Regions from separate parts of the Homo sapiens genome. Here region 2 is linked to region 1. The links are chromatin loops, found by intact Hi-C in ENCODE. Cell type or tissue: GM12878. All regions are shown on one strand. Links, peaks and the distances in the headings refer to the core of each region. The heading gives the core; the rest is flanking DNA.

What was found. A loop is a pair of places that touch in the nucleus more often than their neighbours do. Peaks named below come from ENCODE experiments on the same cell type or tissue, not always from the same donor. Only the 100,000 strongest peaks of a DNase experiment are listed, where the experiment ranks them.
Region 2: a loop joins it to region 1, with 2.2 times the contacts of the local background. A loop is called at or near these places in 2 of 110 quality-filtered maps.

The regions. Positions count from the first base shown.
Region 1 is chr1:221,869,943-221,886,234 of GRCh38, forward strand. All of the region lies in intron 2 of LOC124904517 (a long non-coding RNA gene), which reads left to right. Among named protein-coding and RNA genes, the nearest start is that of LINC01655, 37 kb to the left of the region's middle. In GM12878, for the core only: no CTCF peak of the experiment used is centred there; a DNase peak (open chromatin) is centred at 8,369; H3K27ac peaks cover 204 bases.
Region 2 is chr1:221,784,811-221,801,102 of GRCh38, forward strand. No RefSeq gene overlaps it. Among named protein-coding and RNA genes, the nearest start is that of LINC01655, 48 kb to the right of the region's middle. In GM12878, for the core only: no CTCF peak of the experiment used is centred there; DNase peaks (open chromatin) are centred at 8,971 and 9,661; H3K27ac peaks cover 2,353 bases.

The DNA.
Region 1 (16,292 bases), core at 3,800-11,799:
CCGGGGAATGATGCATTCGGTTTTGGACCTGCTGTGTTTGAGATTTATTTGCAGCTCTTTAAACATAGTTTGGATTCGTAAGCTCATAGTCAGATGAAGACATTTGGAAATATGGGTCTGGCACTTAAGCCATATGTCACATCTGGCCTGTAGACTTGGGAGACATTTGAGCACAATGTTACAATGTCCTCACTGGTTCCCAGCTTTCATTAAAATGTATCTAAACAACTATATAAAATATAAAAATATTTCACTTCTTAATATAAGGTACCTGAGATCTGGAAAAAGTGACATTATTTTGTCCTGCATTTTTTTTTCAATCTTAAGAATTAAATAAAGCCCAGGAAAAGTCTTCTGTGGTAGGCAGAATAACAGCCTCCCAAAGATGTCCATATCCTTATCTCTGGAACCAGTGAATACATTTCCTTACATAGGAAAAGGGACTTTAGAATTGTGATTGAGTTAAAGACCTGGAGATGAGGAGATTATACTTGATTACCTGGGTCGGCACGATCTAATCACACTGGTCCTTAAAAGAAGAGAAACGGCCAGGTGCAGTGGCTCACGCCTGTATTCCCAGCACTTACGGAGGCCGAGGTGGGTGGATCACGAGGTCAGGAGATCGAGACCATCCTGGCCAACATGGTGAAACCCCGTCTCTACTACAAATACAAAAATTAGCTGGGCATGGTGGTGCGTGCCTATAGTCCCAGCTACTTGGGAGGCTGAGGCAGGAGAAACGCTTGAACCTGGGAGGTGGAGGTTGCAGTAAGCCCAGATCTCGCCACTGCACTCCAGCCTGGCAACAGAGTGAGACTCTGTCTCAAAAAAAAAAGAATCTTTCCCAGCTGTGGTCACAGGCAGATATGACTACAGAGGAATGCTCAAAGAATAGTGACAATGCTGGCCTTGAAGATGAAGGAAGAAAGTCATGAGCCAAGGAATATAGGTGGCCTCTAGGAGCCAGAAAAGGTAAGGAGACAGATTCTTCACTAGAGCCTCCAGAAAGGGGCACAGCCCTGTGACGACTTGATGTTTGCCACCTAGACCTGTGTCGGGCCTCTAACCTAACAACTGTAAGATAAATTTGTGTTGTTTGTCAGGCCAGATCCCTATTAACTTTAATAGAGATGGCAACAGTTTCAAGAGGCTGAGGAAGAGACCTGGAGCCAGCAAACGAGACATAGGGTTTTATTTAGGGGAACCTACATACAGGGACAGTCCAGTGGTGGCAAACTGAATGGTAGAACCAAAGCTGCTTACAAAAAAGAATGCGGTTTATATAGCACTTTCAGTTAGCACCCTCCCCTGGCCACCTCCACGTGGCAACCCTCATTTCTTAAGTTATTGCTATCAGGTGTGTCTGTCATCCAACAGGTGTGCCTGCCATACAGGGGATGCCTAAGTTAACTGATTGCTGTCAGGTGTATCTACCATACATGTTTTAAACCACCGCGTCTGCACTAATATATATATATATATTTTTTTTTGAGCTGGAGTTTCGCTCTTGTTGCCCAGGCTGGAGCGCAGTGGTGTGAACTCGGCTCACTGCAACCTCCACCTCCAGGGTTCAAGCAATTCTCCTGCCTCAGCCTCTGGAGTAGCTGGGACTACAGGCACACATCACCATTCCTGGCCAATTTTTTGTATTTTTAGTGGAGATGGGGTTTCACCATGTTGGCCAGGCTGGTCTTGATCTCCTGACCTCACGTGATCCACCCACCTCAGCCTCCTAAAGTGCTGGGATTACAGGCGTGAGCCACCACACCCAGTCCAATAATTTTTTTATAGCAGCAATAGAAAAGGAATACATCTTCTCAGTTACAAAGTTTTAGTACTTGCTGCTGAGAAATAATTTTTCTTTATCATCATCAATATTTATTAACCTCTTGTCATTCAATGGTATATATCCTATCTGAACTTGGTTTCCTCCAGTGCAAAGTGAGATGATGTTATCTGACCTAACGGATATGTTTTAAGAATTTAAATGAGAGTCCACATGTAAAATGCACATCATATATTACAACACGCTGGTGAAGCATCAACTGCTGGCAGTGACATTTTCTTGTCCTAGTCATTGCAGGTGTAAAGATAAGTGCTTTTATCTCAAAGCCTTTCCACATTTTTGGGAGGAAGAACTACCATTGCTAGTAAAGATCCTGGCAGTTCTTTGCCTAATGGCAATTTCTGAAAAGAGTCACTGAAGATCTGATGGGGAGACGTTTCAGTCATGGGTGACTTCAAGAAAGATAATTTTTGAGTGGACTTTGAAAGAAGACTGGGATTTCATCAGAAGAGAGGAGGGTGAGTAAGGACCCCAAGAGTCAGGCACCATTGTGAAAAACAGCCTAAGAAAAAACTGAAGAATACTTTTGGGCAATATAATCGGTATCAATCATAATTGACCTTGACTGATGTTCTAAGTGTTCTAAGAACTTTGAAAATGATAAGAGCAGAGGGTGTAAAAAAATCTGCCTTCATTTTCCATGATTTCTCAGTTTTGTGACTTTTTTTGATCATTTCATCAATTATTATTAAAACTCACTGTTTGCTTGCATGCCAGAGTTCATTCTGGGTTTTCCTCCCAGTCTTATTTGCAGATTTCTCTTTCTCTACTGCCTCTTTAAAGGGTGGCATTCCTTAGGTTTTCTTTGGCCCTTTTCACCTTTTCTTTATGCTCTTCATTGGGGATCTCAATCACTCTCCTTGTTTCAACACAACTTTTGAACCAGGATTCTCAATCTATGGCTAGAGGTCAGAGCTCACCAGAGTATCTTTTCTGTTTTGCTAATTGCCTGCTGGACATGTCTGCCTCAGTGTCTGCTGAGGCCCTCGGGTTCTATCCATCCATGACTCTCTTTCCTTCAATCTGTTTTTCCTCTCTTGTTTGTTTACCTCCCATGGCTGAGTGGATGCTGGTGGCATTTATTAAACCAGAAACCTTGAAGTTGACCTCAGTTCCTCTCTTTTCTTTGTTTTATGTATTAATGCCAATCACAGCCTGGGTTCTGTTGATTCTGGTGTTTTGTTTTGTTTTGTTTTGTTTTGTTTTTTTGGAGACAGAGTCTTGCTCTGTCACCCAGGCAGGAGTGCAGTGGCGTGATCTTGGCTCACTGCGACCTCTGCCTCCTGGGGTCAAGCAATTTTCCTGCCTCAGCCTCCCGAGTAGCTGGGACTACAGGCTTGCACCACCATGCCTGGCTAATTTTTGTATTTTTAGTAGAGACGGGGTTTCCCCATGTTGACCAGGCTGGTCTTGAACTCCTGACCTCAGGTGATCCGCCCACCTCGACCTCCCAAAATGCTGGGATTATAGGCATGAGCCACCACGCCTGGCCTGATTCTGCTTTTCTTCACCTCCCTTATCCAGTCCCTTCTCTCGAAATCCACAGCTACCTTCTTAACTCAGGACTTGGTCATTTCTCACATGGACCACTGGGGTACAGGACTAATAGTCTTAAATCCACTGTCCGCCTTATTCTTTTCAGGTACCTTCCAACCTACAGGTGTAGTAATCTATCAAAATAAAAACTGACATATACTTTCCCCTCATAAAATCCTTTTCTGGCACCTGAGGCCTAAGCCTAAAGGCCTTTAGTATGTCATATAAGATCCTACATCATCTAGCCCTGTTCTGACTCTCTGGTCCTATCTCTCACCATCTTATCCTCAAGTCCTGTTAGGTGAAAAGTCCCTATAAATCTCAGGCCCTCCTCCGCATGGAATGTCCTTTTCTGTCTTCTCTCTTACCCATATAGCTTTGTAAAGACTCAACTCAAATACTACCTCCACCATAAAGTCTCTCATGACCATCTGCCCTAAATATAACTAGCCACTCTCTTCTTTGAGTTTGCCACCTTAACCTTGTATACATTTCTGGCATATAGCAGAATTTTCAGCGTTTACATCACACTTAGTGGTTTACATGTCCTTCTTCCCCTTTTCTCTGTAAGCCTTTTGGACGCAGAAACTCACTCTTCTTCATTTTGAAAACCCCCACAGAATAACTGGCACAGAGTTTGGGGCATCCATCAGGAAGAAAGAAAAATAAAAACAAGAAACAGGAAGGCAGAATGGAAGGACATAGACAGGGTAGGAAGGCAGGCAGGGAGGAGCTGTGTGGCAGCAGTTCTTGGAGTGACAGTGAAATGGAGAGCAGGGAATCTCGTTAGGAGGTTAACCTGAGGGTGCAGGTACACGAGGACAAGGCCTGGACCAGTTTCGTGGTAGGAAGAGTGGACAGAAAGCATAGGACATGAGGAGGACTGCAAAAAAAAAAAAGAAAAAGAAAAAGAAAAAAAAAAAGGACAGAATGTAGGGCAGAGTGTCGCCTTGCTAAGCCCCTGAGTGGTGGTCTCCAAGGGCAGGAGAGCTCTGTCTGAAAAATCATACCATGAACTGAGATTCCAATGTTCCACTGTGGGCTTCCCACTAGAACAACTCATGGATTTTTCAAACCATCAAAAGGTAATTTAAAACAGCAGAACCCATGCATTATTGCTTTGTGAGTCACAAGGCCCTTCATTAAAATAAGTTTGTCACACATCTGGTCAGTATTTAGACAAAATGACTTTTGCATTTAGTATTAGGATTGAGATAACCATTTGCATGTAGGTTTTGGTAGTAGTTTGGATTTGTTTCTGGAAAAATCAACCAAGTCAGAGCGTCAGAGGGACACAGAGAGCAATGCTTTCTGTTTCATTTATTGACCAAGGGCACCCCATCCTAAGCCACAGCCTCTGGGGCACTCACACAGCTTAATTCTGAGAGACAGCCCTGCCACTGCCACTTACCATCCACACCGAAGACTGCACAAGCCCAGGCCAGGCTCCTGGGCCATGTGCTCCTCTGCCACAAAGATGGTGAACTCCATTTCCTCTCTGCCCCAAACCTGCAGTCAGCAGGACTTCAAAGACCAGACTCCTGTGGCGCCTCCTCCCCCTTGAGGAAGCAGCAGTCCTCAAGTTCTATGGAAGTGTATCTCACAGAAAATCCACCCTTGTGTTAGGAATTCAAGCTCATCAGTGTTGTCACTGAAATGCCAGATAATTCTGAAATGAGCCTTTGATAAGCCATGTTGAATCTGACCCAGATAATCTACTAGAAGCACAAACAAGTAAGGGGCTTGAGGTGCAGGACACAGAACTGGCCACTGCTGCCCTCTGGGCCACAGAGAGAGGGTCAAGCCTTCAACAATGACCCTGCCCATGGGCCGAGGCCACAGGAAGCTGAAGGTGACAATGGGAGCAGAGAACGGGCTTTTCTCTCTCCCATCTGGAAGCACCATCTCGCTCCTGAAACTCTCCCTGCCCTTGCCCCTCTCCTCTGCTGTCCCCCTCCCTGCCCCCGGCTTTTTTTTTTTTCTTTTTTTTCTGGAAATGCTCTGCCATCATTTCCAGCTCTTATTACAGTTTGCTAGCTCGGTGACTCTGAGTAAGTTGCTTATATTGTTTGATAAGAAGATGAGGATAAAAGTATTAACCTACTGGATTATTATAAGGAATAAATAGCTACTGTTTTACAGATGAGCCTAGCTAGGTCAGTACCTGGTGCACAGAGGATTTAATAAATACCATTTCTTTCTTGACTAGTGTGTAGCACTTGGTTAGGAGTGTGGACTCTGGAGTGAGACAGTCTAGGTTAAAATCCAGCTCTGCTAAACTACTATAGCTATGTGACCTTACATTCATTTCTTAACTTCTGTTCACCTCAGCCTTCTCCTCTATAAAATGGGGATAGGAATCACACCTACTTCAATAGGGTATTATAAGGATTAACTAAATTACTGTATGCAACCTGCTTGGAATAGTACTGGGTTATGCAAAATAAGCATCGCAAAGCTTAGCTCTTATTATTATTCTCCTCTTTACATAGGTATGATTCATTTAAGCAGTTTCATGGAGCCAACAGAACATTACTACATCCATATAGGGTACTCAGTACCTCCCTGTGATTTAAATGAAGGAATGGATGAACCTCTTTTCAACATTGGGGGTACTTTATAATGTATTTTATAAAATTGTCATTCAGACAGGAAGTATTTTCTGAGGGTCTTTTATATACCACACACTGTGCTGGGTTCCAGGGACACTGTACCTCACAAAGTAGGCAAAGCCTCTGCTCCAAGACTTGCTATCTGGTTCTAAAAGTCTTTGCCATTCTATAGTCCTGCTGCCTTGCTTAGCAAATGAGGACGCCAAGGCCCAACCAAAACAAGGCATTTCTGGGAGGCAGTTACTTGTGGACATGTCGCTTATTTTTAGGACTCGTGTGTCAAGACCTCATTTGGTTTGTTGAGTGTCTTGTTCCAATGCCCTCCTTTTTTTTTTTTTTTTTTTTGAGACTGAGTCTCCCTCTGTCACCAGGCTTGAGTGCAGTGGCGTGACATCGACTCGCTGCAACCTCCGACTCCCTGGTTCAAGGGATTCTCTTGCCTCAGCCTACTGAGTACCTGGGATTACAGGCACGCACTAGCATGCCCAGCTAATTTTTGTATTTGTAGTACAGATGGGGGTTCACCATGTTGGCCAGGATGGTCTCGATCTCCTAACCTTGCAATCCACCCACCTCGACCTCCCAAAGTGCTGGGATTACAGGTGTGAGCCACCGCGCCCGGCCTCTGATGCCCTTCTTTGTGAGGGAATCAATACAACCTGGTGGAAAGAGCTGGGATCTCCAGTGAGACAAAACCTGGTTCTGCCACGTACCAATTGTGCCAGTGGGCAACACACTTAAACTCTTGTGGCTTTAGTTCCTCATCTGTACAATGGAATAGCAGCCTCTGTTGTGTCAGTAAGAGTCTCTGTATTGCAGAGGCTACAGACTGAGAGCTGGGAGACTCACACGTCTCACATGGTGCATTTATTGTGTTTAATTGAATTCATGACAGACATTTAACATTTGGGAAATTTTCTATGAAACCTAGATTTCTGGCTGCTTTTGACAAGTCAGAAGGTCTGGCAGAAACACCTAGCTGGAGTGAACAGCTGCCTCTGGGATGGGACATGAATCTTTCAATGTGGCACAGTCCCCACCTTCCTCCATCCATTGCTTACACCTGGACTGCTCCATTCATTAACCCACTCTGTCGGCATGGAAGCTTGCAGGGCCTGCTGTATGGATGATAGCTTTATAGGGGGATGTTATTGTAAACAATCAGGGTATTTCCCTGACTGGTGAATGCTCACTGAAATGTTTGCCTCTGCTGTGGATATGCAGAGCATGCTTTCTCCAGACATCTTTCTCCTTTTAGCTTCATAGGAGATTTAGGCGGCATGAGAAAGATGTGGTAGTATAGATGCATCAGTGTAAATACAAAAGTAATAGAAATGCATCCATATAAATATAAAAGTACCTGACTGCAGCACCCATTAGGAAAGAAGAGAGGAGGGCAAGGGAAAGAAGAGCTCTACCCTGAGAAACCAGGGGCTGTTAAGATGCGGTGTGCTGGCTGGGGTCTCGTGAGGAATGGCAGTTTGGCAGACCACTTTATCTCCTTCCTTCCTTCCTTCCTGGGGCCAACATGAGTCTTATTTATAACTTAGCTCTGAGTCCCTTCATGTTAAATCAGTAACTGAGTAGGCTGCAGGGCTAAGAGTGGAAAGTAGCTTTCTAGACATCTAGATTACAAAGCTGTGTGGTGCAACAGAAAGAGCCCTAAACAAGGGGCCAGAAACTGGGAGCCAGTCCTCATTCAGGCTCCTGATCTGTCATGGATTGGTTGTGTCTCCATTGTAAGTCATGTAGCATGAGTTAGGGTGTTTACATCCACCTACCTTAGGAGAGGCTGTAATAAGATAACTCTAATAAGATATATTATAATATATAATAAGTATATATATAGTTATCTTATTAGAGTTATCCATATATATATATATATAGAGAGAGAGAGAGAGACAGAGAGATGTTGGGCTATATATATATATATATATATATAGAGAGAGAGAGAGAGAGAGATATCAATTATACACTGATATATCTATCTATATCTTATTAGCATCTAATACATATAAATACACATACCTACATATAAATGCACCATGGAGAGTATACAAAGTATATGAGAGTTATTAGAGATGTAATTGTCTATGAGAATCCATGCTGACCAGACAGAACTCTGGGTCCAGGGCCATGAGGTGAAGGAGGGCATTGGGGCTCATTACTACAGCATCTGCAGAGAAGCCAGGCATTTGTGCTGGAGGTAATCAGGGCAGAACTTTATTACCCCAGTAAAAGATGCAATATTAATAGCCAAAAAATACTTTTAAGGAAATTGATTTATTGAGTCCATATAAGGTATTTGGAGGATGAAGGTACCTGAAACCATTCATATGAGGAACATATGAACAATGATGTGTAGCCTGAAAAAGGGAAGAAGGGAAAGATAACCAGAGGCTGTCTTTAAACATGACTCATGTCATATAGAAGAAGAATTTGACTCAGCTAGCCACAAAGAGAAACTAAAGATCAATGGCAGAAATTACAAGTGTGCTGATTTTTCTCATTTATTAATTTATTTTTTTCATCTATCTAAAATAGCAATTAAGCAGGCAAGCTCAAAGCTACACACTTGCATTAAATCCCTACATTGTCATTAGCTAGCATGTGATCTTAGGCAATTCGTTTAGTCTCTGAGTCTCTTTTCGTTCAATTCTGTTAAAATAGAGATTAAAAATAATACTTATCACAAAGGGCTATTTTGAGAATTAAATGAGTCAATGCAGGGATGGCTATTGGTATAGGGTTTGGCATATACTAAGCACACAATAACTGTTAGCTATTATCATTCAATAAGCACTTACTATGTGCCAGATTCTATACTAGATGTTGGGCTGACAAAGGTAAATAGGGCACAGTCACTCTCCAAGAACTTTCTAATCTGAAAGTGAATCAATATCTACAAGAATAATCCTGAGATAGAAATGTCTGCCTCTGGAGAAGCATCTGTTTCCCATGAGCAGCTGTTCTCACACAAAGGCTGATCAACTGCTTGGGAAGATGGAACAGAAGGAACTCAAGCTTCAGAAAGTTTCTTGGATTGGATCATCTTTAAGATGTCTCCTAACCCAAAAGTCTCTAACTCTAAATTTCTTCCCAGAGACAGTGAATATCTATGTTCCAATTCATAGTCAGATAATAGGGTAGGGGGATGGAGAGCAGCTTAGCCCTCCACTGAAGTCCAAGTCGAAGCCTGATAGGGGAGCAGAGCTTGTGTGCCTGACCATGCTGCAATCACTAAGTCTTGTCCTGAACTTTGGTCCCGTGTCTCAAGGCAGTGACCTCCCTGTCAGGCAGGGGCCAGCCACAACTCCTTTTATTGTGGTGAGTACATGAGGGGCTGCGAGAGCCTCTGAAATGGTCTTGACCCTGTCTACAATATTTCATACCTGCCACTCATTGAGGTTTTGTTTACTCTAAAATTATGGGGAGGGTGACATTGTGCTTGGAGCATTTGATGAATATGTTCCCTGAATCCTCACCCAACAAAAATTCACTTTGAAAAGAGAGCCTGAATTTAGGAATGTGTCTTGATTACGGGTTGCAGGCTGGCTTGCACTTTTGCCTCTTCTCTGTGATCCTTCCTTGGAAGCTATGACCAACAGCGTAACACTGACTTAGACCAGCAAGAAAACTGTTCAAAAAAGCAACTTTTTAGTCCATCAACCTGCCAATGCCCTCAGCACTAACCAACACGTAACCTCAAAATATGCAGTGAGCTTTCACCAGTCAGGGAAACACCCTGATTGTTTACAATAACATCCCCCTATAAAGCTATCATGCTTTTGTTAGCTGTCCAAGAATTCAGAAATACACAAACTAGAATAAAAAATACATGAAAGCTTTTTGTATTTAATTTGTAGTTTATAATAAGTTTATTTTTAATTAATGTAATTAGCCTAATTGTGTATTTCATGTCCACAAAAATCTTCAGTATTGGTATGCTTGAGTCCCCAATCCTATTAACAAACCTTTTAATCCATACAGACCAAATTAAATAACTTAGCATTTGTTTCAGTATTATCCTTTAGTGTTCTTCATGCTTTGTGAATGTTGGTCTCAACTCCTGAATGAGATAAGAATAGTGTTTTCAAAGTGGGAATCATACATCATCCCTTGAAATTCATTTCATCCTTATCATAGTAATAACAATTATTGACTAAATCTTAGTGGAACCAGGAACTGGGCTAAGAGGTTTACATACATTTTCTTATTTTAATTCTTACCTCAATTGGTAAAATTATTATTATTGTATCCATTTTACAAAGAAAGAGGCTGGAGCTCATAGAAACTAAGTATCTTGGCCAACTTTAAAAATACTAGTAAATTGCAAAACTGGAACACAAACCCAGATCTGTGGGATTCAAATGCCCATCCACCTACTCCATTATGCTGCCTCCAGCCCGTGCTGGACACAAAGTAAATTTTTCATAAATAATAAAATGATAATGACTCAGGCAGTTTTCTGGCAAGAAAGGCTACTATGATCCACTCCACTGGATATCTGTATATTGAGCAGGTTAAAATAGGCAAGAGGAGTCTTTGTGATTCTATTTCTTGGAAGTCCAAGATTTAGACAGAAAAAAATATGAGATCATTATGTGTAAAGAATCTTCATTTAGGAAAGGTTATATGTTGGATAAAATAAAAAGAAATATGTTTACCCAATTAAAACTGGTCTTGGTTTAGAAAGGCTGAGATTTGAATGCAATGTGTTGGAATATATTAGGGGTTTGGGTGTGGTGAGATGGTGATGGTGGGGAGATATATTTACAAAATAAACTTCTTAAGTTAATATGGATTCTATTATCTGTTGTCCTTTCTTCTTTTTTTTCAAAAAAAAATTTAAAAAATGAAAATAGACCCACAGACTGTTCTATTCTGCCTTGAAATTTAGGGGCGAATTGTAAGCATACTTTGAATATATTTTAGTCAGGGCCTATGAAATAGGGCCAAGTTCATGATACTCTGAGACTAAAAGTATATTGCCTTATCTCCCCCTCATGCCAAATGAACAGAAAATAAACTTGTTCTTTTTTTTAGCTTTTTATTTTGGATTTGTTGAATTGGCTTATTTTCAAATCTTGCAAGCAATACTTTTTACATTATTTTTGAAACCTCTTCTTAAAGAGATCTCACCACTTAAAAATGAAATTTTAGAAGGGACAGGAAAATGCAAAAGCATTGTTCTTGACTTTTAGGTTTTCAGAGTTTCTGGTGCTGGTGTCTTGCCTGCTCTGAAGGGTCGTGGGGATCCTCCGGATTATAGTCACTTTGGGAGCAGTGGCCACGACAAGCACAAAGCTGTAAATCCCTAGAGTAAGGGGCAATCAATGGGTGCTTCACTGAAAAATAAAAAATATTTACATTATAGGAAACAGGAAAAACAGGAAACAGGAAACAGGAAAAAGGAATGTTAGAAAACAGTCAAAGTTTTAAAAAGCCAAAGTCAAAAAAAATAAAAAATGGGGTGGGGAGAAGGGAAGTATCAAAACCCTTGCCATCACCTGCCCACTGAAGTGAGGATAAAATGTGGGGGAGATAGGGTCGTGGGGAACTATGCTTGAAATTGGGGTCTGAATTTTATGCAGACTTATCACATTCCAGGCATGTGAAAAGGTGGCTGAGACTAAATCTTCCCGACCTAATGCTATGCAAAGATATAGTATCTCTCCTACCAACTGTAAAATGCCTGGGAGAAGACTTCAACATAACACTGCAGTAAAGCCTGGAGATTTTATATGTAATATTCAGTTCTGGTTGAAAAGCAAAGGTAGCATAATAGGTAGAAGACATTTTACTGAGGAAGGAATCTTAATTGGAGGTTGGAAGTTGGCAGACAAAAATTTATTCATTCACTCATTCATTCATTTGAAAATCATTTGTTGACTATCCAGTAGCTCTCAGGTCATAGGCCAGGCACTGAGATTATATCTACGAGTAATATGTAGTCTAGGTAGTCAAGAAACTCCCCTTCTGGATAAGGGGAAGCATCAATATGTGGGCACTGATTATGCAAAGTGCTAAGATGTAGGATAAAAGTATAAAGTTCCAAGAACACACTTGGGAGGGTAATAAATACAGCTGTGAGGGTCCCCTAGGGACTGAGGTGGCATGTTTGATGTCAGCAACACATCTCAATGAAACTTTGTTGTTCTCTAAGGTTAATCGGTATGCAATGAAGTAATTTTAAAAATTGTATATGTGTGTATGTGTTTGTGCATGTAAAATGACCTCGAACAGAAAGACAGCTAGTGAGATTGTGGTATTTAAATATTTGGTGATTTTATAATTCTCTTTATATATCTTTATAAATTTCACATGTTTACTATGAAACTATGAGGAAAGAATTAACATAGAAGAGCTGGGTGCTCAGTCATTGCATGTCCCTAGAGGGCCTAGAATCATGATTCACACTTGGCTAGCCCCTGGCGTTTTCATATTGTGTATGCCTGGAGAAGGGGGCATGCTGTACGTGTCAAGATTTGTCATTGTTGTTTACCAAGATTTATGATGGACCTGGTTTCACATTGGGTCCTGAGTTTTGATTACTATGACTGGTCACATACAAGTATGTGCCTACATGACCAGCCCCCACTAAAAGCCTCAGTCCCTGAAACTAGAATGGACTTCCCTAGACAGAGACACTCTGCACATGCACCTGTAATTTATTTCTAGAGAAAAAGCATGTTTTGTGTAGCCCCACATGGTCAAGGATTCAGAAGCCTATGTCTGACCTCTGTAGACTCTACCCAATGCATATCCTTCTCCTGCTCCTATAATAAACCTTAGCTGTGAATATAATGAGTCCTTCTAGTGAATCATGGAACTCAAGTTGGTCTTGGGATCCCTGAAACAGTAACCCAAAAGATATATTAAGCAGCCATTATGAACCAGAGAGTCAGTATGGTGGTCAAGGTAGGATAAGGGAAGATGAGGGTGTTAGATATGACACTGTACTTTATTACTCTCATCTAAGGTAGAGTAAAACTCTTATTTGTTTTAAGAAAAATTCAATCTGCTTTTAAACTCTCACTGGTCAAGGTAACTGCAAAAGCATAATGTTTACCATGACATGTTTAGGAAGGCTGTTTTTTCTTTTAGAGCCATGTAAGAATCTTGGAGGCCTTACCTAGTCCAGGTTTCTAGAAAGGGCCTTTGGCCTTTAGTCCACACTGGTTATTGATGACCTGCTTATTGTCCTTTGAAGGTGAATAGCTCTGCTGTCATCTGCCAAATTAGGGAACAGGAATGTCTGCTCAGATAGTGACCAACCTCCCAAAGTGACCAAGAAACCATTTCCATCTGAGAGCCTGACCTCCCTTCAGGATCTCTTATGGAAGCCAGGTGCTAGGTCCCACTACTTAACAGAAACTATAGAACCCTACCTCTTCTCAAGAAAAGCACTTCCCTTCTCATGCAAGAATATTCTATTCATTTCAAATGTTAGATCCCCTGTGCTCTGAAAAATTTTCCTCTAATTTGTACAGATGAGATTTGCTGTCAGAAAACTCCTTAGAGGTCATCTTCTGGGAGTCTGGCAACATCTGCTTTGGGCCCTCTACCACAAAAGCCACTAATAACTACTCAGTCAAGACAATGCATACAAAGGTTTGGGTCTCTTCTTAGAATGTAAAGCGGGGAAAACATACATCAGCAAGAACAACACAGACCATTAATCTTGCTGCAAATTACCTTGTTACATTAGGAAGACTCATTCTCTACCTAATAATGGCAATTAGTCTAGTAGATAAATTACTATATGTATTAGGATTCTCCAGAGGAACAGAACCAAGAGGACACACACACACACACACACACACACACACACACACACACGCACGTAGGGAATTGGCTTACATGATTCTGCAGGCTAAGAAGTCCCACAGTGTGCCATCTGCAAGCTGGAGACCCAGGAAAGCTGGTGATGTAATTCAGTCTTAGAAGGCCTGAGGACCAGGAGAGCCAATGATGTAAATCACAGTCTCACGGTGAAAGAAGAGGATATGAAATGTCCCAGCTCAAACACAGAGGCAGGAATAAAAGGGGTGAATTCCTCTTCCATCTACCTTTTGTTCTACTTAAGTCCATAACAAATTGCACGATGCCCAGCCACATTGGGAAATCCATCTACTTTACTAAATGTTTTCATTGAAATACAAATCTCATCTAGACACATCCTCACAGACGCACCAAGAGACAATGCTTAATCTGAGTACTTCATGGCCCACTTAAATTGACACAAAATAAATCATCACATATGGTACAAAGTAAAGTATTGCAAGCCTTATAATAAATATGTACGAAACAGCATGTGAGACAGAAGAGATTGGGGAGACAATGTAGAGGCGCTGGTGAGCCTCCATGGGTGGGCTGGACTTTCACCAAGAGAGACCACTCACTGTCATTGTCCAGATTCACCCAAGAACCCACAGTTCAACAACAGCACCAGAAACATAATTACCATCAATTAAAGCCAAAGGTCTATGTCCACAAAACGAGGACCTAGAAGAATATCTTTTTGAAGTGGAATCACAGAAAGAATGCTAATCAGTTGGGCTTTATCTTTACTGTGGACGTAATTTAAAAAAAGGAATAACTTGTGTGGGGTAGGAGGAGCTTTCAATCTAGTGCGAGTTTCTTCCTTGATATCAGTATTACTGGCTGTCTGAAGAGTCAGTGGGAAACATTACCACCATTCCTTGGAAGTCTGTAAGGCTAATATGGCTACCCATGGGCTTCTGGCAGAGCAGAAAAGACACCAACTTCAAGGTCTGAGAAACCTTCACCCCTGCTGAGTGGCTTTGGGAAAGTATCGCCCCCTGATCCTGTGGTTCTCACATAAAACAAATACATTATACCTATTTTTCAGGATACTTGTGAGGTTTAGAAATAATATCTGGCACATAGCAGACATTCAATAAGTGACAGATAACATAATTTTCTCTTCTAGATGACACAGGCAACTTCTTGTCTAGGACAAGAGCACTGAGCTAAGAAATTTCCAAGAATCTCCTCCAGGCCCAAGATTTTAGCCACTACTGAAACTGATCTGCTTGGACACAATCCAAACTCCTGCAGGCAGCATGAGTGCAGTGAAGCCTTTCTTCTGGCCCACATTATCTTTAGCCACCCCACTCCACGGAGCTTGCCGGAGTCTCTTTACACACCCCCCTCTAGCCTTTTTCCTCTTCACTCCACTATTTGAGTCCAATTTCCTCTGAAAAAGTATTCACTTAAATAGGTGGCGTTGCACCAATTTCATTAATTGATCTGTGTCAATGTTCTAATGAGTGCTAACGAGTGACCTGCTCAGGTAGGTGAACATCAAGTCATGGAACACTAGTAACTCAACATCCCAGGTAGTAAAAACATCAAGCACAATGCCAAAAGACCTCTTCACTCTAGAAGATCTTCTGTAGGCCAGGGAAGAGGTTTTGTGGGAAATTTGGGGACCCATGGACATGCTCAATTTAGGACACTTCAGGATGTTTCTGTTGTATCTACCTGGAGAGATCAACCTGGAAAAATAGTCCTGCTACTTTACCAGGACTATCAGCCAGAAGCTATGCAGGAGAGTGCTCCAAGTCATACCACAGTCAGGCCAGATGGAGAGGCCCAGAACCTTCATTCTGAAACCACTTTCTTAGTTCTAGGAATTTTAACTTTTGAAAAGATGGAGTTTAGAGACACTCTGGGAATTATCTAAGTTGATCACTTTATTTTTTGCGAAGCTGATGCTCACATAAATGAGATGATTGTTAGGCCCTAGAATTAGTTAGGGCTGAGTTGAATTTGAAACCCAGGTTTTCTAGCACCTAAACCAGAATTCCCTGTGCTAGTTTATATACATATATATACATATATCTTCATATATATGCATATGTATATATATATGCACCTTGTTATATATAAACTTTTGTATATCTTACCTGTTCTAGAAGAGTCTCTGGTGGTGATGGACCAAAAGATCAAATCTGTAAATTATATTCCATTACCAAGAATCTAGGTAATTAACTGCCTAGAGCTCAGTCTGCCCAACTGTAAAATGAGCAGAGTATTCCCTGCATTGGTCTATGTTGCTAGGCTGTTACAAGAATAGATAGGAGTGTCTTGCACACAAAAAATGCTGAAAAAAATTGGCTAAAGAAAGGAGAGAGTTCAGAAAGTCAAAGTTCACACATACACAAGTTATTAGAATTGATCACCATTCTCAGATTCAGAAGCTACTGGTAGTGTTCTCCCTACCCCCAAGATTGGGAGAGCATTAGCCTTTATAGCTAACATTAGGCAAC
Region 2 (16,292 bases), core at 5,655-13,654, 83 kb before region 1:
GGCTACAGTTTGGGCAGGCTTTGCATGTGCACAGAGCGACCTGCCTCTCATTCCAGCCTCATCTCTGTGTGGTAATGACTCCTAATGAGCACACTAATAAAGCCTCAGGTGTTATCTAGATTCAAAGGGGAAAGCAATTTAAATGCAAATAAATATGAACATCTTTGTATCTTACAGATTAATGAATGTCGTGGGAAGAAAACATATGACAATTATGAGCAGAAACAGTCCCAGAGAGTGAAAAATGATGTGAGAAGGTCATAAAATACTTTCCCTCAACTTCTGCCAGGGCATCAACCAAGACAGCTTGTGTAGCTATTACTTAATGTATCCTTCAAGCTCTGACAAATGAGTCAAATAGCCCTTGGTCATCTGTCCCAAAGCTTAACAGCTGGAACAGTCTTCCTGGTATCTACCTGCATTCTCCTTTTCAATAACTGGGATAGATTTTCTTGCTGTATTTACGGTGCATGTGACAGCATAGTGATAGTGGATCATGGCTGTTGTTGATTTCTGAACACTTAGCCACATATCTACCTTTTTGTGATAGTTGGCAAGCCATCTGATATACAAAAAGGATGGGCTTGGGGGCCGTAATATTAGAATTCATTCTTTTACTCATATTGTCATTTTAAAATCCACAATGCTTTGTAAGTAAATGAGTAGCATTTGAGCGAGTGAGGCTTTTGCAGAGGGAAGCCTCAATACCTGTAACCAAGGTGTTCTTAATACCTTTAATCAGGATTTCTAAACTTCGATTTACACTAAGTCTTCAGGAAAATGCTAGGAAGCACCCTGTGTCTGTCCGCAGAAGCCAAAAGTGAGCTAGAGGCTAGGACTTACTATACTCTGAACATCTGGGGAGTAATTGAGGAAATCTGTCAAATGTCAGTATTCCCTGAGCTTTCCAATGTTGGGTACCAGGGCTTGTTGCCACATTTTCCTTTGGCAGAACAAAGTTTGGGGATGGTAAACTGTAGACCTAGCCCCAATATCAGAGAGCCTCCTTTTCATTTTCTGTGATATGAAAATTAGAGCAATATCAATCTCATTCAGAGATATCCACAGGCCAGGACTCTCATAAAAGAATACAATTGTGAATCTGAGCTCTGGAGTCTTTTCCTTTTCTTCCTTCCTTCCTGCCTTCCTTCCTTCCTTCTTTCCTTCCTTCCTGCTTTTTTCTTTTTTCTTTCTTTTTTTTTTTTGACAGAGTCTCACTCTGTCTCCCAGGCTGGAGTGCAGTGGTGCGACCTTGGCTCGCTGCAATCTCCACCTCCCGAGTTCAAGCAATTCTCCTGCCTCAGCCTTCCTAGTAGCTGGGACTACAGGCATGCACCACCATGCCCACTCACGCCTGTAATCTCGGCACTTTGGGAGGCCAAGGTGGGCGGATAGCGAGGTGAGGAAATCGAGACCATCCTGGCTAACACGATGAAACCCCGGCCCTGGCATCTTTTCTCTGAAGTTCTGCAAAGTTGGAGCAGTAGGTAGATGTGAACTGTTCTACTGAGCTAGTCTCTGGGTTATCTCCAGTGTTCGAGGATAGTCATCATGGTAGACCCTGAAAGATGCATCTCCCACCTCTGGCCACATTGCTCCTTTCATCAAAGCGTGAAATCGATTTCTGCTCCCTTTGAATCTGTGCTGGCCTTGTGACTTGTTTGGCTGATAAAATGGGATGCAAGCAATTCAATTGTTATCCTCTTGGAACCCGTCCTTGGTGCTCTTAGGAAGTCAGTCTAGACTACTGGGCATGTGAGGGGAATTGAAACATCTACGTTAATGGCCAGCATCAACTGTAGCCGCATGAATGAGGCCATCTTGGATGTTCCACCCCCAGCCAAGTTCCCAGCTAAGTACAGCCACGTGAGTGCCCCAGCTAGCACCATGCAGAGCAGCACTACCTAGCTGAGCCAAGAAACGCACAGAATCAATAGAAATAATACATTATTATCATGTGAGGCTATGGAGTTTAGGGGTGGTTAATTATGCAGCCATAAATAGTCACGTAGTCCGGATGCTTAGTGATGTAAAACATGCAGGATTTGCCTTATGCGCAAGTGACAGAGGAAGGGCCCATCCACTTCAATTGACAAATGATCAGGAGATAAGAATTTCCTCAGAGACTCTTAACCAGATTGTTACTGTGCTTAATATGGCAGCATCAGGGACTGATTCCATTGGGCACACCATTATCTCTTCCCTTTAGTCTTCTTTTAAAATGTAAATGTAACCCACATGGATGTAACGAAAAGAAAAAAATTCAAGGAGTCGAAATTCCTAAAGAGAGCATTTTTCCTAGAGTGGCAGTACTCTAAACATAGGCCACAGTTTTGGATATTAAGGATGATACTTGTCCTGATGTAAAGAGAGAGGGAGAAATATTTAAAAGGAAAAATTGGAAAAGAAAAAAGAGAATGGGACTGGGAGAAAGTTTTCCCCAAGTCTGTTATCTTTCCAACCCAAACCAGTGTGACAAAGAGCATCTCCCAGCATTCTGAGAGTGGCAGTTACAGGAATCCTGAGACCCCAGTGCCAAGCTATGATAACATGCACAGGGTGAAGCCAGGTCTATCATCTGACAGCCTGGGTGGGTTGTAAGGAAAGAAAGATGAGATGAGGGATTGACATGATCCAGTCACTGATTTTTAGCCAACAGCCAGGGTGTTATCTTTTGAAGATGGGAATATAACCAATCTGGCCATGTCTGAATAGTTCTAAAACTTTTTTTTTTTTTGAGATGGAGTCTTGCTCTGTCATTCAGGCTGGAGTGCAATGGTGCTATCTTGGCTCACTGCAACCTTTGCCTCCTGGGTTCAAGCGATTCTCCTTCCTCAGCCTCCCAAGTAGCTGGGATTACAGGCAACTGCCACCACGCCTGGCTAATTTTTGTATTTTTAGTAGAGATGGGGTTTCACCATGTTGGCCAGGCTGGTCTCGAACTCCTGACCTCGTGATCTGCCTGCCTTGGCCTCACAAAGCGCTGGGATTACAGACGTGAGCCACCGCATTTGGCCTAAAATGAATTTTTAAAGAATTGTGGCCAAGATAAAGAGTTGTAAAGACTCATGGAAAAAAATAGGTTGCTATGAAAACATCATTTCTCAAAGGATAGCCTGTAAAACACTAGTCCTACAAGTAGCTTCCTCTTAAAAACAGCCTACGGTCCAGTACATTTGGGAAAACCTCCCTAACGCACACTGTCACCCCCTTGCAGAATGATAGCACACATCGCATACAAGGGTTCCGAGCTGGTCTAGAGCAAGGAAGTCTTCTCAGCTTTGTTAAACACACGATTTCACAGATGTTTTGTTGATTATGAGAGTTACTCCCCACTTACCTGCCATCGACTGTCAAGCAGAAAGGAAAAATTGCTTTTGTATGGAAGGAAATATCATTTTAAAAGCCCCGGTCCTGAAAAGAATTAGTCTATGATAATTGTTCTCAGGTCTGTCTCTCTGCAAAACATCCAACAGTGGCCAGCCCATTTATCCACCTGCATAGGTTGTTTAGGCAGGACTAGGAGATTAATAAAGAAGACGGTGTAAATTCAGCCTCCTGGTCTACATAGAATCCCCCCATCGTCTCTATTAGAGACTCATATATAGCTAAATAAATGTCACACTTGGATTATTTCCTCTGTTCTGCTCAGTAGTCCTGAAGATAAGGAAACATTCTTTCCGACATAATAAGCCATCAAAATACATTTATAACAAATCCCAGGTACACCAAAGTTATCTGTGTTGCCGACAATGGGCTTTCTTCCCGCCTGTCTCTTTCATTATGTTCCCAACAAAGGAGGTTCACTATTACTCTTGTCCTGGCAAAAGACAGTACTTCGGCCCTTGGAGCTCTGACAATTGTACTCAACCCATTTAATTACTTCCAGTACAGGCACACGCTTTATTAACAGAGCCAGGATCAGCAGGGGCTTCTTTGGGTCACGGAAAGGAGAGTTAATTGAGACTTATTTATAAGGATCTATGCACACACCAAGGGGACAGCAGCAGTGGCTATATTTTCTTCCTTGTGTATGAGGTCTAGGAATCAAAACCCAAAGAGCCTCCAGAATAGTTGACAAGGCAAAAAACAAACAAACAACAACAACACAGAAATGAGAGTGAAATGAGCTGTTGCTCATTGTTTACATGTTGAGAAAATTAAAAATTCCTCCAGACCCAGATGCACAGCCAACTTGTGCCTTCCAACCCCACAACTGCCCTCTCCAGCTCCTGCCTTGCACCCCAAACCAGCCCTCAGGACTACTCTCAAAAAACAACAAATGAACAAACAAAAGCCCCAACTTTCCTCATGTTAAAATGTTAACTGGCTGGGCACGGTGGCTCATGCCTGCCTGTAATCCCAGCATTTTGTGAGGCGGAGGTGGGAGGATTACTTAAGCCCAGAAGTTAGAGATCAGCCTGGGCAACATAGTGAGACCTCATCTCTACAAAAAAAATTAAAAAATGGCCAGGCATGGTGATGCATGCCTGCAGTCCCAGCTAACCTATGGTCCCAGCTACTCAGGAGGCTGAAGCAGGAGGATCGCTTGAGCCTGGGAGGGTGAGGCTGCAGTGAGCAATGATTGTGCTACTGCTCTCCAGCCTGGGTGACAGAGTGAGACCCTGTCTCAAAAATAAAATATGTTAACTGTTGTAGTGAAAGTTGTCCTCATATCTGTGTTTTGCAGAAGAGTATCTTTGGGCTCTGTAGTTGATCCTCGACTTTCAACCTTCTTGTAAGAGGCCTCACCAGGAGCTCAGCTCTTCACACCCTAATGGTACCTTCACTGCTGCTTTGTGGTAGCCCCAACCTCCTAGACATACATATATAGAGGGAACCCCCAAGGCTCCTTGCACCTCTAAATATTGTAACTAAAGGAAGTCCTAGTTGTAAAGTCAGTATTTAAGGCCTCACCTTCAAAGTCTCTGAAAATACCCTGTGTATCTCCTATGTTGTAGAGAGGCTGTCACCACAGACTCAGATAAACTGTAAGGTGAATCATTGGAGATCCATTCATCTTTGATCTTTTGAGCTCTGTCCAGGACACTTGGATGGTAGCTGACCCAACATGACCAGAGGAAATGTGGGGAGGAGGGTAAGGGGGTTGAATCTGGACATGGTTTCCTTGCTATTCAAGCAAAGATAGTTTAAAATTAGAAGGATGAGCTCAGGGAGGTCACAGCTATTTAATTCAAATTTATTTTTTCAGTTAAAATACCTTTCTTATACATTCTTATATTGCTTTTTTCATTGTAAGTTGCAATGAGAAAAGATCTAATAGTTCAGAGGTCTGGATAAACATACAAAAAAGTTCAGAGCTTGTCCAAATTGTATCTGACGGCCTAATTAGGACACCACGTGACTTGGTTGGGGGTTGTGTCATGAGGAACAGGGCGTCAGACACTCATTGCTACAAATACTATTTTTCTTCAGTGATAGCCATTCACCCACTTCATGTCAGGTCAGGGAATTAGAGCAAAAGGAATTCTGGCAATTCCAGAAAGCCTTTCTCCCAATTAGTAGAGTAAATTATGCTGGGTACTAGGACTTTGCTCCCCCAGCCTAGGGGAATGCAGGGGCAGAGACTGAGGCCTGGATGTGAGTCCTCACTCCTCTGCCTCCCCACCATGCAGGGGCCCCTCCCCCTACCTTTATGGACTCATGGAGGCTCTAGCTGCCATGCCTCAGCAGACCACGCTGTGGGCCCCTCAGGGATCCCCATAGCTGGGGGAATATCCTGTGTGGAGGGAGGAAGAGCCTAAGAAGAAATGGGTGCGATGCAAATTTATTCGTTCAAAAAATATAGGAATCTCCACCATGTGCAAGACACTGTATCAGCTATCATAAGAGATACAGAACGATGACAAGGTCGCTGCCCACGAGGAACTTACAATCTATTGGAAGCAGCTTAATACCAATAGGAGGTAGTGGTATTAAGCCATATACATAAGTAAGCACACCTGCATTATGTGGTAGGAAGAAAGAATGAACTTGTTCCGTGTCAACCCAGGTTTGGGTCCTAGGCTAGCTTTGATGAGCTGTGTCTCTGCCAGAGAGTTCCCCAAACTTTCTCAACCTTGGTTTCCCGTAAGTCAAAATTAAGAGGAAAAAAACTCATTTTTTTCCAGATTTTGTTGCATATTAAATGATACGGAAAGCACCTGGTCCCTGCACTGACCCAATCAGGTAGTTTCCTGATGTTGATATTGGGCCCTGTGAACTATGCAGTGTCTCTCTGAAATCATTTATGGTCCTTGAAAGGGAAAAAAGAAAAAAACCCATTCTATCTTCATGGCCCAAGGATCTCTTAAACGAGGTATGGAAGTAAAAAAAAAAAAAACAGGAATGCAAATTACTTACTTAACATTTATTAAACATTTAATATATGCAAGATTCTGTGTTAAATGCTTTTCGGATATGATCTCATTTAATCTGTACACCATGTAAGGAAGGCACTTTAAAAAATCCTCAATTTACAGATGAGGTACCTGAAGACCAGAGGGGTTAACTCTCATTAAGTCCACACTGGATCCAAACAAGCACCCTTTTGACCCAGGAGCCTGTGCTATCTACTTGCTGCCTACTTGTTTCTCTGAGGTCTCGACCACAGAAGGATCTAGCTGGACAGCAATAGGTCTCGGAAGTCTGTCCCCACCAGCAATGGGGCTGGCCTCACTCAGACAGCCCTGGGGATATCAACAGCCTTGAAAGTCCCAGGACTTGTATTGGCAAAGTGATGCTCTGGTGACCTGGGATTGCTGCTACAGTGAAAAGCTATGACTAGCTATAAGGCACACATAAGACATTGCCCTGCCTCCTGTTTCCTCTGCACTATGGGATGTGCTTTTCAGGCTGGGTGAGGTGGCTCATGCCTGTGATCCCATCACTTTGGGAGGCTGAAGAGGGTGGATTGCATGAGCCCAGGAGTTTGAGACCAACCTGGGCAACACGACAAAACCCCATCTCTATAATAAAGACAAAAAATAATTTAACAAAAAAGATGCTTTTCAGAAACCATGGCTGTATAGAAATATCATTCCGAATGCTTGCAAAAGACCCAGTCATTGAGTGGCAGCCTTAACTCTCTTCTTTAGAAACTCAGTTTTTCATCTGAGTTTGTTTCTTTCTGTGGGCAGACCATGTTGCTGGTCCCATTGCTTTGGCTGATGAGTTCAATTATTTCCTGAATCAACTCCAGCCCATTGTTTTCAGACTGCTTCATGGTCATGGAACTTTGATCATAACACTAGTAAATGTGTTCCTTTCGCCCTGGCAAGGCAGGCTTACATATGAAATGATAGCATAACCTCACATCCTAGTGCAGGGGAGAACTTCAATCACTGTACTGCCATCTTCACCAGCACAAGGAAACACCTATAAGTCTTTTTTTTTTTTTCTATTCTTACACATTCTTCTTACTCAGGAGTCAGCAAACTATGGTCTTTAAACCAAATCCAGCCTGCACTCTGCTTTCATAAATAAAATTTTATTGGAACACAACTATGCTCACTTTTTAAAAATGTCTTACTTCTGGCTGTCTTCATGCTACAATGGCAGAGATGAATAGTCATAACAGGGAACAAATGGTCTAAGAAGCCTAGAATATTTACTATCTGACTCTTTACAGAAAAAGATCACCAACTCATGCTCTAACTTACTTTATTTTCTATTTCCATTGCTTGGACTGTTGTGATTTCCAGATTTGAGATTTCTTATGTGATCATCTAATATTTCATAATTCTTCAGTGACACCCATTGTCTCCAGTACAAATCCCAAATGAATTCGGCATACAAGGCCTTTCATAACTTGGTTCCTATCTAGATTTCTATCCTCTTCTCCATCAACCACACACATTTTCCATCAACCACACACATACCCTTGTGATAGAACCACAATAAGTTTGTCCTTCACGTGTAAATAGCCCAGGCTCTTGTATCTTCTGGTATGTTATAGGTTATGTTCTCTGCCTGGAGTCCACTTTCTTCATGCTAGGCAATAAGCCACTCTTTCTCTAAGAGCTAACCTATCATCTAGCCTTCATAATTCATCACTTTTCTTCTCCACTGTGTTTTAATAATTTGTTTTCACATCTGCCTATCCTATAAAACTGTGTTATTTCTTGAAGGCGGGGAACTCTGTCAATTGATTTTTATATTCAGTGTGTCCGACACATATTTTGGTGCATGGTAGATACTCAGTAGATGTTTATTTGACAAATGAATGGGCCAATAGAGAAATGCATGCCATGCGTATATTGGTGCTTCCATTAGTAAAGCACATGCTCTCCTTGGGATGAACCTCCCTATCTCCCACTCCCATTAACATTATCTGACAAGAGTCCGTTTTATGTGGGACAAACATGGGCTTAGCAATGAACATGAAATTGATGAACATGCTCTGTCTGCAAGTCTGCTGCTCACTAGCCCAGGCATCACTGGCTGAGGCACGTAACTTCTGCCCACTGGCCTGATCCATGAAGGTGGCAGAACAATTTATTTTTCCTGAAAGACTGTGAGCATTAGTCCCTATATCAGAAGAAGGTATAGAAATAAGGGAGACTATATTGGAATGTCTAAGGGAAAAGCCATGCCTAGGGCTGCCTGGACGTCAGAGACAGGTGAGAGTGCACATGTGTACACTTGGTAAGGCCAAGGCAGCTCTGCTGACAGGAAGGTTACCTCTGAGCCACGTGACTCAAGCTGCACAGAGCAGAGTCAGCCTTTGGAGAAGGTCAATGTGGTGAGGAGGGAGGGAGACTAGGACTTGGAGGTTTCTTTGGGCTCAGTCATTGGCTCAGTATTCAGCAGCAATTTTAGCCCAAACCTCAAGTCATAGACCAAGCAGAAAGAGCCTGGATTTTCTAGGACTAAATCATGGGTAAGGAGGAAGATAAGACAAGAAAAATGCATGGGGAAAGAGGGAGAAATAAGAAGAGATCAAAGCAGTCAGGGTGAAGAAATAAAAATAAAAGCAAGGGGGTGAGATCACATGAGCAGAGGTGGTAGACTGTGACCACTTGTCATTCATAAGGTCTCAGGCATTTCCTGGGCAGCTTCTCTCCACTTCAAGCCTGTATCAGTTCCTCTACCGATCAAGCCGGCATTTTCTGCCTTTCCCACCTCTGTGCTCTCTCCCTCTTCTCTTTTTCCTTTCATCTCTTCCTCTCTAGTTCTCTATCCCTCCTCCTGCCTGCCTTAGCCTCTATTCTCCTCCTTTTTTCCTCTCTCTCACTACTCTTCTTGCCCTATTTCCAAAGCCTCCTTTCCAGTGTTAACTTGATCCAGAAAGGATCTTGCCTCTTGGGGAGAGAGCTCAAAAGCAGTGAAAAGAGGCTGCTTTCTATTGGAATTGTCATGGAACCATGTCTGAAAGTACCAGGCTGGAGCACTGGCTCTATCCTGCCCCTGAGAAAAGTGACTGAACTTTCCTTTACACATACACACACACACACACACACACACATACACACCCCCCAACAACATGCCTACCAATTCAAACGCTCTCCTACACAGGAGACTGTAGTCTCCTGGCTCAAGGGAACAATGCCATTGTTCAGAATGTTTAACCTGATTCCTTTGTGGGGAGTTCCAAACTATCATAACCAAATTCTGATGTCATGCTGGTGGCAGGGAAATAACCCATCTGCTCTGGGCTAACCACGTTACATCAAGTTTTAATTACATGCAATTATATTGGTGGAGAGAGAAGAGGATGACTTGAATTGAGGCCCTGTCAGTAATCACAGGCTAGGCTAAAGGGACTTTTGCTGGGGAAGTTAATGGGTGCCCTTACACAGATGATACAAATACATGCTCTACAAAATGAATCAGTTGCCAAGTTCTGTTGGTTCATCCTGAGTGATGTCTGGGATTCTCCATCCCTCTGTTTCCTTTCCATTTCACCCTAGTGCCCCAGTTCAGCTCCTGTTGCTGTAATCCCAGACTATTAGCGTAGTCTTCCAAATACTTTCCACCCCTCCTGGAGCTTCCCTTTTCAACCCAAATTGCCTGCTAAGGGTAAATTGATTGTTGTAAAGAAAAATCTCATCATATAAGCTTTCCACTCACCTATAGAAAACAGCTCATTCTCTTGCCACATTTGTGGCTCCTAGCACATCTCCCACTATCCTCGTATATGGATCCTAGATTCTGGCCATGGTGGACCTTGAATATTCTCTAAACATGTCTCATGTTAATTATCATTGAAACTTTAAAAAAATTCAGCTGCAATATCTGATACTCCTGTTTACCTAATCTTCCAGACCCACTCATCTATGGTCTGGACTCTGAAGCCTCTTTATGATTAATGGTTCAGAAATGATGTCTCCCTCCCCTGAATCTTTAGAGCATTCAGATAGGTTTTATCCCTGTAAAGTGGCCCAATGAGGACACAATGGTCTGTACTAATAGCTCATTGAAGGCAGAGTTAGTTTATATTTAATCCATCTTTTATCTCCCACAGTGTCTTACACAGAGTAAAAACTGAATAAATAAATGATTTTTATCTATTGAACAAGTTTAAATACAATGGGGCTTGTAAGTTGAAATGGATGTCAAGGAAATAAAACACAAGGACAGAAAAAAATGTACAAATTACATATACAACCAATCTGACAGTCCATTGTGAGACTAAACCAATGCCAAGAAGTTGTTAGAAGCTTATGGATGGAAGCAAAAGGGTATAGAGACAGTGTGGGCGAAGTCTTTGAGACCAGAGGAAGATTGTGACTAAGTGGGAAGTTTTCTGTGCTAAGTGGTGTGCTGGCTGCCTTACCACACATCTCTCATTCAATCCTCACAACCACCCCGTGTTACATGTGAGGAACCTGCCTAGGGCCACACAGCTGGAAAGGCAGAGTCAGGACCCAAACCCAAGCTCCCAGACCCCAAGCCCATATTCTCTGCATGGCACAGTACTATCCTTCCCCTAACATATTGTCCCTGATGTAAGATGTCTGTCGTATCAAAACTACTGTCATTGTTATAGAAGTTAAAGTAGAAAGAAATTCATTTTTAGAATAAAGTTATACAAACTGTATTTTGGTTCTTTGTACTTCCCGGAAAAAAAAATTATGTTTTATTAAGTCACCTTTGCCTTGTCAAAATATTAAGACACTTTAAACACCCCTCTCTCCCCCTTGCTCCCTTCCCTGCCACTAACTCTATGACCCCAACCCTGTTCCCAAAAGCCTTGACAACTGCACTCTGTTCACCTGATTGTTATGACTTTATTCTTATATGTATGGCTTTTTGCTTGTGTTTTAATACAATAGTTATACATACATACATATATATAAAGTTATATATATGTGTAGTCACATATACACATGTATATATATATATGAGAGAACTTGAAAAAGTTCATGGAAAATGGAATTAAAAGATAAATATAAAGTATACGATCTTTATTTCTCAACATAAATTCTATCAAATTCAAGACATAATTGTAAGTGATGATACCAGCCATTTAGTCCACCCCTAGAGAACTGAGGGCCCTGGGAATTTAATCACATCAATGCAGTATTTTTTACATTATTAACTGGAGAAAAATGGGTGCCCTTTAAAGATTTTCTAAGGTTAGGAAACAAAAAGAAGTCAGAAGGAACCAAATCAGAACTGAAAGTGGGATGCCTAATGATTTTCCGTTGAAACTTTCACAAAATTGTCCTTGTTTGATGAGAGAAACAAGCAGGAATATTGTTGTGGTGAAGAAGGACTCTCTAGTAAACTTTCCTGGGCATTTTTCTGCTAAAGCTTTGGCTGGCTTCTCAAAGCACTCTCATAATAAGCAGATGTTGTCATTCTTTGTCCCACCAGAAAGTCAACAAGCAAAATGCCTCGAGCATCCCCCAAAACTTTTGCTATAAGCTTTGCTCTTGACTGGTCAGCTTTTGACTGGATCACTTCCACCGCTTGGTAGCCATTGCTTTCATTGTGCTTTCTCATCTGGCTCGTACTGATAAAGCCATGTTCTATCTCCAGTTACAATTCTTCAAAGAAATGCTTCAGGATCTTGATCCCACTTGTTTAAAATTTGCATCCAAAGCTCTACTCTTGTCTGCAGCTGATCTTGGTGCAACAGCTTTGGCACCCATCAAGTAAAATGATTGCTCAGCTTTAATTTTTAAGTCAAAATTCTGTGAGCTGAACCAATTGAGATATCTATGGTGTTGACTATTTGTGCTATTAATCATTGGTCCTTTTCAATTAGGGCACAAATAAGATTAATGTTTTTCTCACAAATCAATGTGGATGGTCTGCTGCTATGGGCTTTATCTTCAACATTGTCTCATCCTTTATTAAAACAAGTTATTTATTTGTAAACTACTTATGCCTCTGTAAGCTTTTTGTAAAGCATCAGTGATTTTACTATTTTTCCACCCAAGTTTTAACATCAATTTGATCTTTTTTTCTTGCTTAAATTTTAGCAGAATTCATGCTGCTCTGTTAGGGGCTGTTTTCAAATTGAGGTTTTATTCTTGTTAGTGCCTCAAATTGGATTCTATTCAGACATGTTATAACAAGTTCGTACAGGTTCACTTTGGTACAAAAAATCTTAAAATCCATGCATAGTTTCTTCATAATACACATTTCCCATGAACATTTTGAAGATCCCTTGTGCATATAGAGATACATATATATTTAAAAAGCAGGAAACCATTATCACAATTTACCATTGTTGTGCACCAACTATTGGTAGGCATGAACTAAAGAAATGTAGGTACCTTGAGAACAAGGGAGTCATCCTCCTGCATACACAGTGTTTGCTTTGTTGTTGCCAAAATCCATCACTGTGTCTGGCATAGCAGACATTAACTAAATGGCTGTTTACTAATGAATGAAGACAGGGAGGATGGAGTGGGAGAAAGAGGAAGGGCCATGCAGTTTTTGGTGTGTGCTTTTCAGGAACCAATGCATTTATCTTTTAATGTGATGTTACTCTGTCACCATTAAGGAAACTCTTGCTTCTTCTACTTCCACACCAGTCCAAATCTTTGAGTAGGACTCCCAGAGATCAAACTAATGGATTGAAATCAAGAAAATTCATTTATGTGGCACTTTGTTCATGAATTCTCCCAACCATTGGTTGGATCAAATGTCATTTTATCAGTCACCAGTTTTAACATTCTTTTCCAAACCCAAGCCAGTTTCCAAACCTAAAAACCTGATTGTGTTCCACCAAAATAACAGGTTACATAGAAAACACCTCAGTATAAATTTTGCTTAAATGTAGTTATCTAAACAGAATAAAGCAAAACAAAATTAAAACTGGCTTAGTTGAATTTGATTTTTCAAAGAAGCATGAGATGTACATATAAAGAGAACCTTGGTCAACTGTATTTGCTGAGGACCATCTGCTTGCAGAGGCTTGCAGTGGTTGTTTGGGAAAGATGTTAACCAAAGAGAAGATATATTTCTGCAAAACATAGGTATACAATAAGGCAAATATGCACACCTTAGATGATATCTTATGTTTTTATTTTATAATATTCTGTAGAGAGGCCATAAGAGAAAGAATAAAAAGAACTAGGGTAGAAACAAGAGAAGAAACAGACCTGAGGAACTGGGGTTTATGTAAATCCATCCCAGACCTTTAAATTATGTTGAGCACTTTATGGAGTTCAGACACATCATAAGAGTGGGAAAAACATGGCACTGGTCACAAAGCTATTAAGAGACTGGCATTCCAACCATGCCTCTTCCTCTTAATAGCTTTATGACCTTAGGCCAGCTATCTAAACTCTTCAAGGTTCAATTTTCTCATCTGTGGAGAATTGCCTTGGAATTGGTCATCTTGGTGTTTCCTTCAAGTACTAATATTCCAAGATGGTGGTTAATCTTGACTTAAAATATTTTGTGTGACTTCCCCAGGTAGTCAGTTTCACAATTTAATAACACACTTGTATACATGTACTTAATTGGAATCTCCCCTCCTGCACTTTAAACTAATTTCTTTAGTTTGGTCCTTGGCAGAATTATAGAAGAAGAGGCATTTTCTTGATGATGAAACACCATGTGCTTAAAACAAATAGTTAACTCTTTTTCTTTCATAAAAGTAATATATATTTACTGTGTAAAAACTTAGAAATATAGAAAAGTATAGAAAATAAAATAATAACCACTTATAATTCCATCCCAAGAGCTAATAACAGCTTATATATGCATTTCTTTCTAGTTTTTTTAGCATAGGATTACGTGCCAAATATATTTTGTACCCCAATTTTTAAAAATTTATATTCTCATGAGGATTTTTTGTCATTAAAAATGATTTAAACACTGATTTTTTAAAAGATGATTTAATATCCTATTGTATTCAAAGAGATAAAGTTCATTGTTAGACATCTTTGTTTGTTTGTAATTCTAGTTGATTTTAAACATTTATTTTTACCAAACTAATGCTAGTACATATTTTAAAAGTTAAAAGATAGCTACAAAACTCTTGAGATAAGACAGGAAATACTTGCCCTTCCTTCTTTTCTTCAGGGCCCAACTTCTAATGACAGATATTTTTTAACTCTTTGTTTATCTCTTTGCTTCCATATTTCAAAATTATGTGCTTATATACTTACTCTCATTTTTGTCAGTTTTGTCACCAAAGTTAGTGACTTCATATGATGGGGGATGAGGATTTAGCATGCCTATCCCAACAACTTCCATATACCCTCTCACAATTCTCTCACCAGAATAAAATTATAATTTTTGGTAAAATCAACACTGGCACCATGATTATAAAAATATTCTTTACTGCTGAGACAAGTAGCATGCTATGATTAAATTTAATTTTTTGCATATGCAACATTTTACTTTAATAAAGACATCCTTCTTGGAGCCCTTTTATTATCCTGTTCTAGTTTCACCAGTTGCTTTCTGGACCAGGTTACGTCTATTGTCCAGATACTTATGATTGCAATAATCTTGGATAGTCTCCTCACCTCTCTTGTGTTCTGTGTCCCCTATTTTTCCAGTTGTCATGCCCTGCTCTCTTTTGGTTCACTCTTTCATTAAATGAAGCACATTCTTCAAAAGCTTCATGAAGAAAGGAGAATGAGAAGTAGAATTTTGAGGCTTGGCACGTCTTAAAAATGTCTTTATTTTTCCATCACCATCACAGTTGATGTATACTTTGGCTGGGTATAATATTTTAGGTTGAAATCCTTTAGAACTTTGAAGATATTGCTGCACTGTCTTTTAACTTCTAGTGTTGCTTTAAGTAGTTCAATGCCATTTTAATTCCAGGTTTCACATGTGTTATCCTTTTCTTTTTCTCTCTCTGAAAGCTTTAGAATTTTCCCTTTATTGGTGGTGTTAATTTGAAATTTCATTATAATCTGCCTTCAAGCATTTTATTTATTTATTTATTTGTTTATTCATTCAAGCTAGGTGCTTGGAAATTTTTATTATAAAATCTCACATCCAGTTATGGACTTTTTAAACAAAATTGTTTCTTTTATAATATAGTTCCTTCTGTTTGCAAATATTTTGCCAATTTTCACAATAAAACAGCACCTATTTTAATTAGATTTTTGAAAACTAATCACAGTACGACTTAATTCACTGCTATTTTATTTTACAAATAATACACTTATTGATCTTGTGCATGACTCAAACATACAGAAATATAGTGAAAAGGTTGTATTTCTTTTCTCTCCCTGTATTTCTACTCCCTTCCTAAGGTAACCATACCTAAAAATGTGCTGTGCATCTTTCCAGTCACCTTTTTTAACATATTTGTAGACTCACATTCGTAAAGTATGATAACAAAATCATACTACACTTTTAATTTTGCAATTAGATTTTTTCCACTTGTCAATAAATCCTGAATAATTTTTGGTGTCTGCACATATGCATTTCATAGTATATAGCACCACACTGATTTATCCAATCATATATCTATTAAGATGGTTTCATTTTTCTTAATGATACTTAAAAGCTGCTTTTAGATTAAAAATATTAAACTTTTAAAATAATATTTTACCATAAACTATCATATACTTTGATGGCACTCAGCCCTCAAGCTGATGAATTACTCTAGACTATGAATCAAATTCACTGGCCCTCCTGTAACTAAGAGACAGAAGAGAAAATCAAAGATGCAAGAGATAAAGATAAGTATTGTGGTTTACATCGGGGTTCCCAACCACCAGGCTAGTGGACTAGTACCTGTCTGTGGTCTGTTAGGAACCCAGCTGCACACCAGGAGGTGAACTGCGGGCTAGCAAGAGCATTACTGCCTGAGCTCTGCCTCTTGTCAGATCAGTGGAGGCATTAGATTCTCATAGGAGCATGGA